Regions from separate parts of the Homo sapiens genome. Here region 2 is linked to region 1. Evidence: chromatin loops called from intact Hi-C (ENCODE). Cell type or tissue: PC-9. All regions are shown on one strand. Links, peaks and the distances in the headings refer to the core of each region. The heading gives the core; the rest is flanking DNA.

Region 1 (6,554 bases), core at 605-5,604:
AAAATAAAGATTCAAAAGGTCAAAATTTGTAGTACAGCTAAAGCTGTAATTAGAAGAAAATATGTAGCATTAAATGCTTATGTCAGAAAGGTAATTGGAAAACTCACAAAATTGAAAAGAGCAATGGAGAAACAGAATCACAACAAGCAAGAACAAGGGACGAGGCAGTAGCTAGACACATAGCCACGATCATGCTTCCCAGCAGCTCTGCATCAGTTGCAGGCTACTGGCTGCCACAAGTTGCCTGGAAGCCTCTCTTGGCTCCAGAAATTGGTTCTTACCACCCCAGCTGTTGCCACCCATAACAAGAATGGTTTCCTTCATTTCTTGACACCAGCTCTCTCTTCATAGTCCAGAGCTTGAGAGTCTGATTGGTTGAGCCCAGGCCATGTTCTTCTATCCTAGCTATAAAAGTTGATAGGAGAGTAAGTGGCTTAAGTGTTCAGTTTCTGTGGTGGCAGGCTGTGTCTCCAGTAACAACTCAGAAAGTGAGGATCTCTCCAAACAAAAGAAACAATTTCAGAAAAGTTATCACTGTGCCATGCCACCATCTTTTCCCAGACTCCTGTTTTCCTCCCAACAGCCAATCATTCTCGTTAGTTTCTAGAGTAGCCCCAGAAAAGGATACATATGTGTAAATTTCTGTGTCCCTCCCCCTTCTTTATAAGTGAATAGAAATTTATAAGGTTATTGAGTGAGACTTTCCCTGATACTGTGTAGCTGGTTAGAAAGACCCAGACCTGAGATCGAAGTGTACCCTATAGTTTAGAGAGGATTTTGATTGGTAGCGTTTGGGAATATTGGCAGGAAAGGGAAACTAATGTCTCACTCCCTGACTTGCTGCCTGCCTCACATGGCTGGACAACTGGATATGAGATTTAAATAGGACATGAATGAAAAGTCTAAACTAAACTAGACTGAACATTGTTTAATTATGACAATGAGCCCTACCCAAGATGTTGTTTGTCACATGATGGCAAAGGAGACTTTGACAGAGTGTGGTGAAAGTATTTATTCATATTGGTGACAGTACTTAGTTGCAGTCAATAGAATCCACTCTAGCTAGCTTTAAAAGAGTTTTATTTAGGTATATAGAAGGCTCATAGAACCACTGATAAGGTTAAAGAATCAGACTCCAGGCTGAACCCCATGGACCTGACCTCAAAAGCATTTCTGCCTCTGCCACAATATAAAATGAACAAACAAGTAAACAAACAAACAAATCAGGAAGCCACCACAACTTCTGGCTTCAAGACTGTTTTTGCTGATAGAGGCCAAATGAATGCTCCATGTCCTACCTTCTTAAAATAAAGTTAGTTTTAAATCAAAATTTTTTTGTAGATATAGTTTATTTTTGCAACCTGAATTATACGTCCCCATCATTGGGGCATGGGAAATGGCAATATATGGTTGTTGTTTTTGATTCTACATTGGAAAATTTGGATTTAAATTATGGGAAATATTAGAATGTGGAAAAGCGTTTAATAGATTTGGGGCAACACAAATGACAGTATTGACTATAGCTACCCTTGGAAAAAATAAATCATTTTATGTTAATTCACATTGAACTGAGACTGTGCAAAAAACCGGTTGAAGAAATATATAGCTATGAACTACAAGTTATTGTTGTCATTTAAAATGTATCTATATCTGGTCGGGCGCGGTGGCTCACGCCTGTAATCCCAGCACTTTGGGAGGCTGAGGCGGGTGGATTGCTTGAGGTCAGGAGTTCAAGACCAGCCTGGCCAACATGGTGAAACCTCATCTCTACTAAAAATACAAAAACTTGGCTGGGCATGGTGGCATGCGCCTGTAATCCCAGCTACTCAGGAGGTTGAGGCAGGAGAATTGCTTGAACTTAGGAGGCAGAGGTAGCAGTGAGCCAAGATCATGACACTGCACTCCAGCCTGGGTGACACAGCAAGACTCTGTCTCAAAAATAAATAAATAAATAAAAATTTAAAAATAAAAAATAAAATATATCTATATCAGTTACACATAGATTTGCTTTGGTTTGTTAGCGGCTGTATAATATTTCACCATGAGGATGAACTCTATCATATTAAGCCCTCTAATGATAGAAATTCAAGTTGCTTGCTATCTTTTACTATTTTTTTCAATAGCAAAAGTTTTTTTTTTAAGCTGCAATGCAAATCCTGGCACACAAGTGCAAGTATAACAACATCTTCCATGATTATGTCCCTTCTAAATAACAGGCTAGAATCTCTTTGCTTTTTCCTCCTGAGTTAAATAAAAGGATCCTTTTGTTCCTCTCAAGAATGTACTACATAATTTTAAATCCATTCTTGAATAAAAGTAACAGCAATAGAAACAGACTCGTGGCAGATGTAGCTCTCACATCAGCCACCAGCTACGTCTGTGACCTCAGGCAAGTCACAAATCCCTTTGGACTTAATTTCATTACCTCTAAAATGTAAGGGTTGGACAAGGTGATCTCTGAGGCCCAGCTACTAAACGGTGGTCCTTAGTAGTGTCTTTAGGATACGTAATATTGCCTGAACATTTTATGGCATCAATAATTATGCCTTTTAGGTACAGTAACTTTCAGTTTCTTCTCGTGTCTCCATCCCTTCTCACTTTCCCAACAGCAAAAGCAGCACCTCAAACAGAGTAGATGGTTAGTAAACCAGTTATTGACCAATGGGACAAGCCTATTGAATGAGAGACAAAATTTGAATTTATCCATTCATTCATCATCCAAAATAACCAACCCTGTGCTTTGCTTGTATTTCAGTTCTAGAATATTATTTCCCAAGAATTTCTATACTTCCCTATGGCTAACGAATAGAACCATCCTTTACCGATTCCGTTCTTTTGCAACTGGATTATTTAGTATTGTAAAGTATGGTTATAAAGTAAATATTTTTTTCCCTTAAATTTATTCTATTAGTAATGTACTCTTTAGTCCTTTGGAAAATTTGGAACTCTAAATAATCCAAATCCCTTCATGGAAATCAGGCAAAACCTGTTCGAAGAGTTTCTCTTTAATGTCTATGAAAGTATTTTGTAAATGCCCCACCTTAATGCAGCTCTGTGATTGTGGACAAAAAAGTAGAGCCTGGGGTCTTGAATGGACAATGGATTATAATGAGGTAGATAACCTTGGAGCATGGTGAGAACAACATACACTTCATTGGGCAAATCACATTTTGCCTCACTAGCTGTGTGGCCTTAGGGGAGTTACCTTACCTCTCTGGGCCTCAAGTTAATAATACTTTCTTGGCAGGGCTATTGTGAAATCTAAACAAGTATATGTAACATGTCTGTCATATGTAACCCCCCCAATCATAGTAGTTGTTAATATGATTACCCATGCAGAGTGATGTTGATGAATACAGAAGGCATTCTAGAATAAATGATGTTGAAATGGTAGGCTAAATGCAAAGCCACAGTGAAGAAGGCAGGGCAGCCTGAACCAAGTGTAAGGAACTACCCTTTAGCTTCCACGAAGCCACCTGAATGGAATCTCCTGCTGTCAGCTCACCAGACGCAGTCTCCACAGGTTTATGTAAAAGCTGGTTATGCTCTTAATTTGGTCCACTAAAAAATTGTCCATTGTCTCCTGGAGTGACCTTTATGCCGAAAACATCATCTAGCTATTCATGCAGAGGTGTATGCAGTGTGTCTGGGCTATCTTGGAATGCCTCTTCTATTACCACATTCAGAACATCACTTCCGCATTCCCTCCTCTCCAACCCAACTGCTGCCTTGTCTCAGGCTGTTATCCACCGTTCCCTGACCCTTGCACTGGTCTTGCCTGGAGCCTCACTCCTCTATGAGCTGTCTTTAATCTGGCTGCCAGAGTTATTGCTCCACTCCCTCTCTGCTGTCTACAGGGGGAAATCATATTCTTCTGTAGCACTTACAAAAGCCTCCATCACCTCTCCTCCTGCCTCTCCAACCTAATCTCCACCATTTCTTGCCATTCTCTCCCCACCAAGCCCCGCCCAATCAAACTCTACTCTCCCAGGAATACTGATCTATTTACATGTCCCAGAATGTTCTATGTTTTGTATTGCACATAGAGTTCCTCCTGTCTGGAATGCCCTCCACAAATGTGTTCATTTGAGAAGCACCTACCAGTTTTCGTGATGTCTTCCCTGGCTCCTTTTCTCAGCTTAGCTGTGCTCCTCCCCTGCACCCACCCAATCTTCCAGACAAACCTCGATAATGCAATTGCCTTACTGCAGTGTAATGCTTTGTCTTTGGCCTCCCACAGTCATATCACAAGGCCCTTGAAAGGCTCTTTGATAATGAGAACTACATGTGTTTTCATCTTTATATCCGTGGGACTTAGAACAACACTTGGCACATAGCAGGTGCATGATAAATGATGGTACCTGCTCTCTGTATCAGTTGGGAATGAGTTTGGCTGCAAGTAACAGAATACCTGGCTGAGAGTATTTCCCACAGAAGTAACACAGGGAATTATTTCCTACAGATAACAAGGTTTCTGGAAGCAAGTAGTTGCTGGTGTTGGCTTAGATATTCACTGATGCCATCAGGGTCCCTGGTTCTATCTTTCCCCTTTCAGTCTATTCTCAACACAGCAGCCAGAGTGATCTTAAAATGTCAATCTCAATCAAATCATGTCACCCTCTCCTCCAACCCTCCAGTGATTTGCTTAATGATTTGCTTGTTTTGCTCAGGGGAATAGCTACAGTCCTTATATTAGCCTCTAATGCCCTGCCCAGGGTGAATACCTACTTTTCTTTTTTCCATAATACTTATCACCATGTGACATATTATAGCCTTTATTTCTCAGATGTTATATATTGTCTTTCTCTCCTGTTACCACTAAAAATAAACACCAAGGAGGCAGGGATTTTGTGTGCTTTTTTCACTGCTGTGTCTCTAGCAACTAGAACAGTGCCTGGCACATAACAGACACTCAATAAATACTAGTTGAATAAATAAATGAATGGCTCTTTCTACTTTACCTCCCTTCCAGTCTAAGCTTTGTCTTCATCTTTGTTGCCTCATGGCTACATGATGGCTGCTGCTTTCCAGACATCATGTCCATGTCCAAGGCAAAAAGAAATTGGGGAAGAGTAGTGCCAGACACATGGGCCCTCTTTATCACATAAGCAAAACTTTCTCAGGAGTCCCAAGCTGACTTTAGTTTATATCTATTTGGCTTGGGTTATGGCACAAGCTACCAGCAGCAGTGAGAGAAACTAGGAAAGCAAGTAGGTAACTGGGCACATTGCTGCCCTGAGCAAGATCGATAAGAAGAGAAGGGCTGGACATGGTATCACTAACTGGGTCTACTGTGAAACTGCTAAAGGAAGAACCCAAACTTTGGGAACAAAATGGGAAATGCACCACCCTCTCCTAGAATCATCTCTGCCTCACATCCCTTCATTTCCCAGATGACCTGCCCTTGGCCACTGAAGGAACATGAAAGGCACAGGCAGCCTGTGGCCTGAGGCTCAGAGAGTGCAACAGAGACCTTAGTGTCTGCTCCCTTGAAGCTCACCGGAAGGCCAGCATATAATAGCGTTCAAATAATTGCATCTCTCAGGCTTGCAAGCACGCTCAGCATTGTTCAGGCAAACTGTGCCTTCCTGTGCCTCTGAACTTGGTCACCGCAGATCAGCCCTGCCCAGTCTTTGGGTGCTCCAGACTGCACACTGATGAAGAAACTTTGGCAACTGTTAAATTGCCTGCAGATGGGTCCAGTCACGCAGAAACATTCATGCAGTGTCCTCCAGACCCTTTGTGTGCTTCCCCGGATACAAGAGAGTGGGACCTGGACCCCCCCTCTGCCCAGCAGGCTTATGCTGCTCTACATCCTCTGGGGAAGTGACTGCAGCTCATTTGAACCTAGAAGCAACCATGTGATTCTCTCCCAGGCCGTGGTTCTCCTGACACATGTAGCAGAAGCCATTCCAGGAAGAAAAGGTGCCTGGACCCTGGATATTAGGGCCTGAAGCAAGGCATCACCAGGAAATTCTCTTCAGTTATTTTGGCTCTGACCTCGATTCCATCATGATGCTTGTCACCACATTCTTCACTAGGTGAGGGGCACCATGAGGATAGTGACTGTGTATTTCATCTGTTTGTACCTCTAGCACGTAGCACACTGCCTAGTACCATAGCAGGTGCCAAATAAATAGGCACTGAAAGAATGAATGAAAGATTCCCTGAAAATAGAATGTGACAGGCATGTGGAAGCGAGAGGGGAGAGGGAGCCTGAGGCACCCTGTGGGTGGTACAATACTTCTTCATAGCCTTTGCGTTACAGTCTAAAGATTTTACCAGCTTCAAATATTAAACACCTAGAGAGATTTTTTTTTCCACTTTTGCTGTCTTAAGCTCATTAACTTTCTTCAAGGTTTTGCCCATTGTTGCCACTGGAAAGAAAGAGGGAAAAAATGTTAGCACGTCCATGGAATTTGCAAAGTTACCAAATAGTTTAATATCCAGGTAAATCAATGGCAGCTCAAAAATTCCATGATTGTGTAATCCTGCCTCAGCTTTTTAATATGAGAATATTTACCACTGAAGGAGTACCTTGATCCCCTCTGACC
Region 2 (6,554 bases), core at 1,098-6,097, 80 kb after region 1:
GCTGTGATTTTATAACTGAAGTCCACAGAACAATGGGATTTGCCTTTTGAAAAATTGCTTTTCAGACACCAGTACTGCAAAACACCTACTTCTACTGGCTCACCAGTGGAGCTCTTAAAACTTTTTAAAAACACTCAGTTCTTGGGTGAACAACACACCCAGCCTCTCCCCAATAACTAGAAAAAAAGGTCAGCATCCTCCACATTTGAAGGTCAAAGTCCTGGTCAAAGATGCTGTTTTGAGTCACCCATGGATAATGGCCAATTTGATAGAAGATATAGAAACAAACAAACAAACAAACAAAGACCATGTAAATCAAGCTTGCCTTTAGATGTTTGGCCTAGAATAGGGAGTATAGCTTAGTGCCTAAAAACTTGGACTGTGAAGAGAGACAGGTCTGGGTTCCAATCTCAACCACATAGGCAAGTTATTTAAACTCTATAAACCTTAGTTTCCCATCTGTAAAATGAAGATGTCGATTGTACTAACATATATTTGTTATGAGGATTACATTTTTAAAAATTCACACAAAATACCTGACATAGGGGAAATAATAAAATCATATTGTATAGACAGAAGCATGCTAAATAGAGGATTCTTGTGTCCACTGAATGCAGGTGCTACTGTGTGAGGCAGACTCAAATGGCCTCTCAAGTGGCTGGCTTGCTTGCCTCTTTCTCTGCCTTCTTACAGGAAAGCAATTCCTAATGCCTGACATGGCTTGAAAAAAGCTGACAGGGAACAGCCTCCAGATATAACTGAGCAGGAAGCTAGAAACAGCAATCCCTGCACATTCTGCTAAACTCAAGTTTGAGGGAAGTCTGGTGGTGCATCCTGGCTTGGACTAGGGAAAAGCAACTGGCCAAGATCATGGTCGAGCCACCAATTATCACCTCCTCTGAGGAACGCACACCCTTTTTTAAGTAATCAACCAATTAAAATTTTAAACTCAGGAATCTTTCTCTTAAAACATACAGATTTTTATTACAATTTCAAAAACATCCAAGACAATTATTTATAGCCTAAATGCAATTATTTATAGCCTTGTAAAAATATGGGCCAGATGAATAGAAAAGACGGCTGGTTTTGTTCATTTGTTTTTACTCTCTCACTGCACCACTATGTGGTTTAGAGTTACTGCATTTTGTTGTTAGCAACTGGATAATTTCCAACCGGTTATAAGAATCGAACCTGTTTGGTTTATCACACACAGACACACACACAGAGTTGTGTATATAAATACAATCTAAATGTCCCCTCAATGGGTAAACAGGAGTTGAAACAGTTGGAATATTCATTACTATGGGTAAGTTAGAATTGTATGAACGTGGGCAGAAAATTTTCCTTCCCTGGGTCTTGGGTTTTTGAAATATAAATAAATGCACCTAATTATGCTTACAGATTGTTTCATTCACCTAGCGGTGTTTTAAAAATGTGAATGTGAATGACTTTTCTAAGCACTCACTTCCTAGTTCCCTAATATCACCCAGCTGCCTGCTTCTCACATTTGCTTCTCTTCTTGGTGCCTGGAAGCATTTGGGCTTGCAGACCCTGCATGAGATGATTTAGGCTTCCTCTAACTTCCAGACTCTGCTATCCTGATTCTTACTGAGTTGCTGAGTTGTCGAATCTCTTTGTTGGGAGAGTAAGTAAAACTCTCACTCTTTTACAGATAGGCTTGCGGATTTATTAGGAAGAAATGAAGCATGCTCAGACAAAAAGAAAAAAAAGTCAATTTCTTATTATTCTTCAATTTTTTAATTTCTTTGCAGATATTTTGGAAGATCCCTGTTCTGTAACTCTACATTCTTATCTGCAAGGTATCACTTATTTCAGCCAGTTAATAACCACCTCTCCTTGTCAAGATGTTATATCTGAGACACTCCCAAAAGTTTCTGCTGGTTTTTCTTCCTTTGTCTTTGGCTTTCCTTAGGGATATTGGGCAAATATCCCTGACAACTTAAACCTTGATGTGACAAATAGAGATTTCACATTTATGATTAAACCATCATGATTCCACAAAGGGACAACCTGAGCCTTCATTTGGTTTGGGCTTGGAGCCAACAGAAGTTGAGTCAGACACTCCTAGTGAGTAAAGGCTCGCGGGCTCAACTTGGAATCGAGCAGGGCAGAGGGGCCTTTGGTTGTAGAGCTGTACTCAAAGAACATAACACTCCTCCTGCCAAACCAAACTTAATGGCTCTGCCCTCCAAAAGTCACAGCTTTTATCAACCAACTGGTATTCTACTGTGAGATGCACAATCTATCCCACTTTGATCTCAGCAACAATATGCTTGAGGCAATGATCTCAATTTTGCAATCATAGCTGAATTGATGTAAAACTGGGGACAATCACTTTACAACTTTCTTTACTCAAATCTCATTTCTCCCTAATAGCAGAGCCACTGCCCCCAAACTGACAATCGGCTAGAACAGTGTGCAGAATCACCTGAGGATCTTGCTGAAATGATAATCCCGACTCAGTGAGCCGGGAGTGGGCCTATGATTCTGCCTTCTGACTGCTCCCAGCTGATGTGGGTGCTTATGGTCCACAATTGCATTTGGAGTAGCAAGGACCTAGACAGCTTTGTCCATTTCAATTAGGTGTTTATTTGCTTCCAAGTGCTGACTTCTGTGCTAGGTGCTGGGAATACAAAGATGCATGAGACAATTGCTTTCCTCGGAGAGCTCACTATTTAATGAAGAGGTAGACACATAAATATCTAACTATGGTGTACATGATAATTGCTATCATTACAATATGAATGCAGTCCTTTGGCACCAAAGAAAGAAGTGAGAGATAAAATTATAACTTACAATCAATGTACAAATACTCCTATCTCTACCTACCTCTGCCCTTTTTTTATCCTGTGCATGTTCCAACATGAAAAACACTTGTAACGTGGAACCCAGATCAGACCTCCCTTAAAACTGATATTTCCAAGAAGTCAAGCTCTGGACAAACTGCATATAAGCAGATGCTTTCAAAAAGGTGAAATCATGATTCTCATATAAATATAAAACGAATGTGTGTCAAATACTTTATCCAATTAACACTGGTCGAAGAGCATTTGAGAAGCTACGTATTTAGAGGCAACGTTAGGATAAGATTGCCAGGTCAAGCACAAAGCTGGTCAATATCCAACAGAGCCATAAACTGTAAGATAACTTTTGGGTTATCTTTTCTAAGGGACAGAAATTATTTGCACCTCCAGCAGATAAAATCTGCCTGTTAAGAACTGGATCTCTAGAGCTGTAAGGTAGCTCAAACAATAGAACGTCAACCTAGCACTAAGTCCCTGGTAACCTCTTTCGCTTATTTTCAAGTTTCAGATAAATTTTCTGATTTCACACCCAGCCTCCAGAAAATTATTGCAAGATGGGAGAAGATCCCCCTTTACTTCAACTAGCTCTAAAGGTACTTTAGAAACTGAACCTTCCTAATTTACCTGATTGGATCTCATTCCCAGATGAAATGATTGTTAGTAATAGCATCTGTCATTGATTGAGGTACTAGATTATGTGTTTTAGGTACATTATCTCTCTCAGTCTTCACGTCAGCCCTTGAAGTAAGTACAACTATCCCTCCCTGACAGTTGATGAAATAATCTCAGGGAGGTTAGATGAGTTGCCCAAAACCATGCAACTACTGGCACAGCCAGGATTCAACACAGTAATATTATTATGAATACAATAAGTAATTAGCAAATGAATGTGAGGCCTTAATGTTAGACAAGAATAGGTTGGGTTTGGGATCAACGTGATTTGTACGATTTTTTTTCCACAGTGCTTAACATTTGCAGGTCCTTTGGATGAGGGCATTGTTTTCAGAACCTATGTTAAAAATAGAATAATATTTGATTGAAAAAGAGTGGGGAGGCCAGGAGAGAGCAGTTTGCTATGGGACAGACACTGTGGCATTCCAGGCTGCAGTTTTAGGGCCTGGAACCACAGGAGCGCAGTAAGGGCAGGGCTGGGCAGGGCTGGGCAAGGCAGGGTCGGCTCACACTCCCCACCTCTGGCTGCTCCTTGGCACCTGGCTGCATGGCTGGTTCACTTCCTCTGCTACCACGAAAGCTATTTCTCAGGACCTGGGATGAATAATCTAATCAAGAATGATGCCACCTTCCCAAGAAGCACTTCCTGGCCACTCCCCAGTCACCTCCTCAGGACTACATCCTCCTGAGGGCCTGTCATAGAACTTTTCTGCTTAGGGTAGGTAAAGGGACGTCCTAAGAGATGAGCCATTAGCTGGGGTGGGGCAGATTGCAGAGCAGGAAGGCAGTCTCTCTCAGAGCAGAACAGGGCTACAGGCAGGCAGGGAGCCACAGCACCTATCCCAGAGGTCATTTCTGATGTTAGAGTTCCCTTGGATATTTGTTAAAAAATGTGTCCTCCCAGACCCCAACCCAGACTTACTGAATGAGAAGAAACTCAGGGATAAAGCTCAGAAATCCTTAATTTTTAACAGCCTCTCTTGGTGATTCAATCTGAAAACCTTTTGTCCCAGATCACTAGTTCTTACCCCTGATTTCACATTAAAAATTAAAACCACCTGAGAAACTTCTTTTTTTTGAGACAGGGTTTCACTCTGTCACCCAGGCTGGCGTGCAGTGACACAAACTTGGCTCACTGCAGCCTCGACTTCCCAGGCTCAACAATCCTCCCACATCAGCCTCTCAAGTAGCTGAGACTACAGGCACACGCCACCACTCCTGGCTAATTTTTGTATTTTTTTGTAGAGGTGGGGTTTTGCCATGTTGCCCTGGCTGGTCTCGAACTCCTGGGCTCAGGCAATCTGCCTGCCTCAGCCTCCCAAAGTGCTAGGATTACAGGAGTGAGCCACCATGCCGCCCCCCACCCTGTCCCTGAGAAACTTCCAAAAGCAGCATGTCCTGGCCCAGAAATCTGTACTTTTTAAGTTCTCTGTCCCACCCATTCCAGGGAGATTCTAAAGTAAAGCTAGTGTGGAAAACCATTTTTCTAGAATTCAGTGCTTCTCAAACAAGCGTGCATTCAAATCATCTGGGAATCTTGTTAAATGCAGATATTGATCCCGTACGTCTGGGGCAGGTCCTGCGACTCTGCATTTCTAATAATCTGTGGTGCAGCAGATGCTGCTGGTACTACTTTGAGTGGCAAGATTCTCCATGGTAGATCCTTAACCTTGGCTGATCACTAGGATCACCCGTGCCGATTGCATTGGTTTCTTAGGGCTGCTGAAACGAATACCAGAAACTTCTGGCTTCAAATAGCACACATTTATTCTCTTACAGTTTTGGAAATCAGAAGTCCAAAACCAGTTCCACTGGGCCAAAGTCAAGGTGTCAGCAAGGCTGCCTTCCTTCTAAAGGCTGTAGGAGAAATCCATTTCCTTGACCTTTCTAGTTTCTGGAGGGCACTTACGGTCCTTGGCTGCTCATGGACCCTTCCTCCATTTGCAAAGGGCATCATCACTCCTATCTCTGCTTCCCTTGTCCCCTGGCCTCCGACTCCTCCCCAATAAGGAACCTTGTGGTTACGTCAGGCTCACCTAGATAATCCAGGGTGATCCCCTCATCTCAACACCCTTAACTTAATCACACCTGCAAAGTCCCTTTCACCATATAACAGCATGTTTATAGCAGTACAATTCGCTATTGAGAAAATATGGAACCAGCCCAAATCTCTATCAATCAACGAGTGGATGAAGAAATTGTGGTGTGTGTATATATATATATATATATATATATATATATATACACACACACACACATATATATATATACACACACATATATATATACACACACATATACATATATATAATTATGTTTTTGTATTTTTGTATATATATTGTGTATATACATATACCACAATTTCTTCATCATATATTCATATAGATATATGACGGAATACATCATAATTCATATATATATGATGGAATACTACTCAGCCATAAAAAGAAACGAATTAATGACATTTGCAGCAACCTGGATGGAACTGGAGACTATTATTCTAAGTGAAGTAACTCAGGAATGGAAAACCAAACATTGTATATTCTCACTCATAAGTGGGAGCTAAGCTATGAGGATGCAAAGGCATAAGAATGACACAATGGGCTTTAGTGACTCGGGAGGAAAGGTTGGGAAGGGGGCGAGGGATAAAAGGCTACAAATTGGGTGCAGTGTACACTGCTTGAGTGATGGGTGCACCAAAATCTCACAAATCACCACTAAAGAACTTACTCATGTAGCAAAACACCACCTGTTCCCCCCAAACCTATGGAAATTAGAAAACAAAATCACAGGCTCCAGGAATTAGAACATTTTTGTTGGGGGTGCATGCATTCTTCAGCCTACCACAGAGATTTTTTTTTTTTTTAATTCTGAAACTGAGGTCCCTTGGTAAAGACCCTGTTGTGTTTGGTCTAGGGCAAGGCCAGGCCCAGGTATTGTCAGAGGCTCTGGGCTGAGGACAGCACTATGCATAGGGGGTTTGCGAAATGCCGCTCCCCCTAGGCCAGGGCACACTCGCGCAGGGCTTCCCTCCACCCCTTCCACTGATTCCACCCT

What was found. Hi-C counts contacts between places; a loop is a spot of excess contacts. Peaks named below come from ENCODE experiments on the same cell type or tissue, not always from the same donor. Only the 100,000 strongest peaks of a DNase experiment are listed, where the experiment ranks them.
Region 2: a loop joins it to region 1, with 2.1 times the contacts of the local background. A loop is called at or near these places in 1 of 110 quality-filtered maps.

The regions. Positions count from the first base shown.
Region 1 is chr5:56,443,724-56,450,277 of GRCh38, forward strand. No RefSeq gene overlaps it. Among named protein-coding and RNA genes, the nearest start is that of LINC01948, 35 kb to the right of the region's middle. In PC-9, for the core only: no CTCF peak of the experiment used is centred there; a DNase peak (open chromatin) is centred at 3,708; H3K27ac peaks cover 2,995 bases.
Region 2 is chr5:56,523,233-56,529,786 of GRCh38, forward strand. The region is part of intron 4 of C5orf67 (chromosome 5 putative open reading frame 67); the gene reads right to left. Among named protein-coding and RNA genes, the nearest start is that of LINC01948, 45 kb to the left of the region's middle. In PC-9, for the core only: no CTCF peak of the experiment used is centred there; DNase peaks (open chromatin) are centred at 2,049 and 4,139; H3K27ac peaks cover 4,217 bases.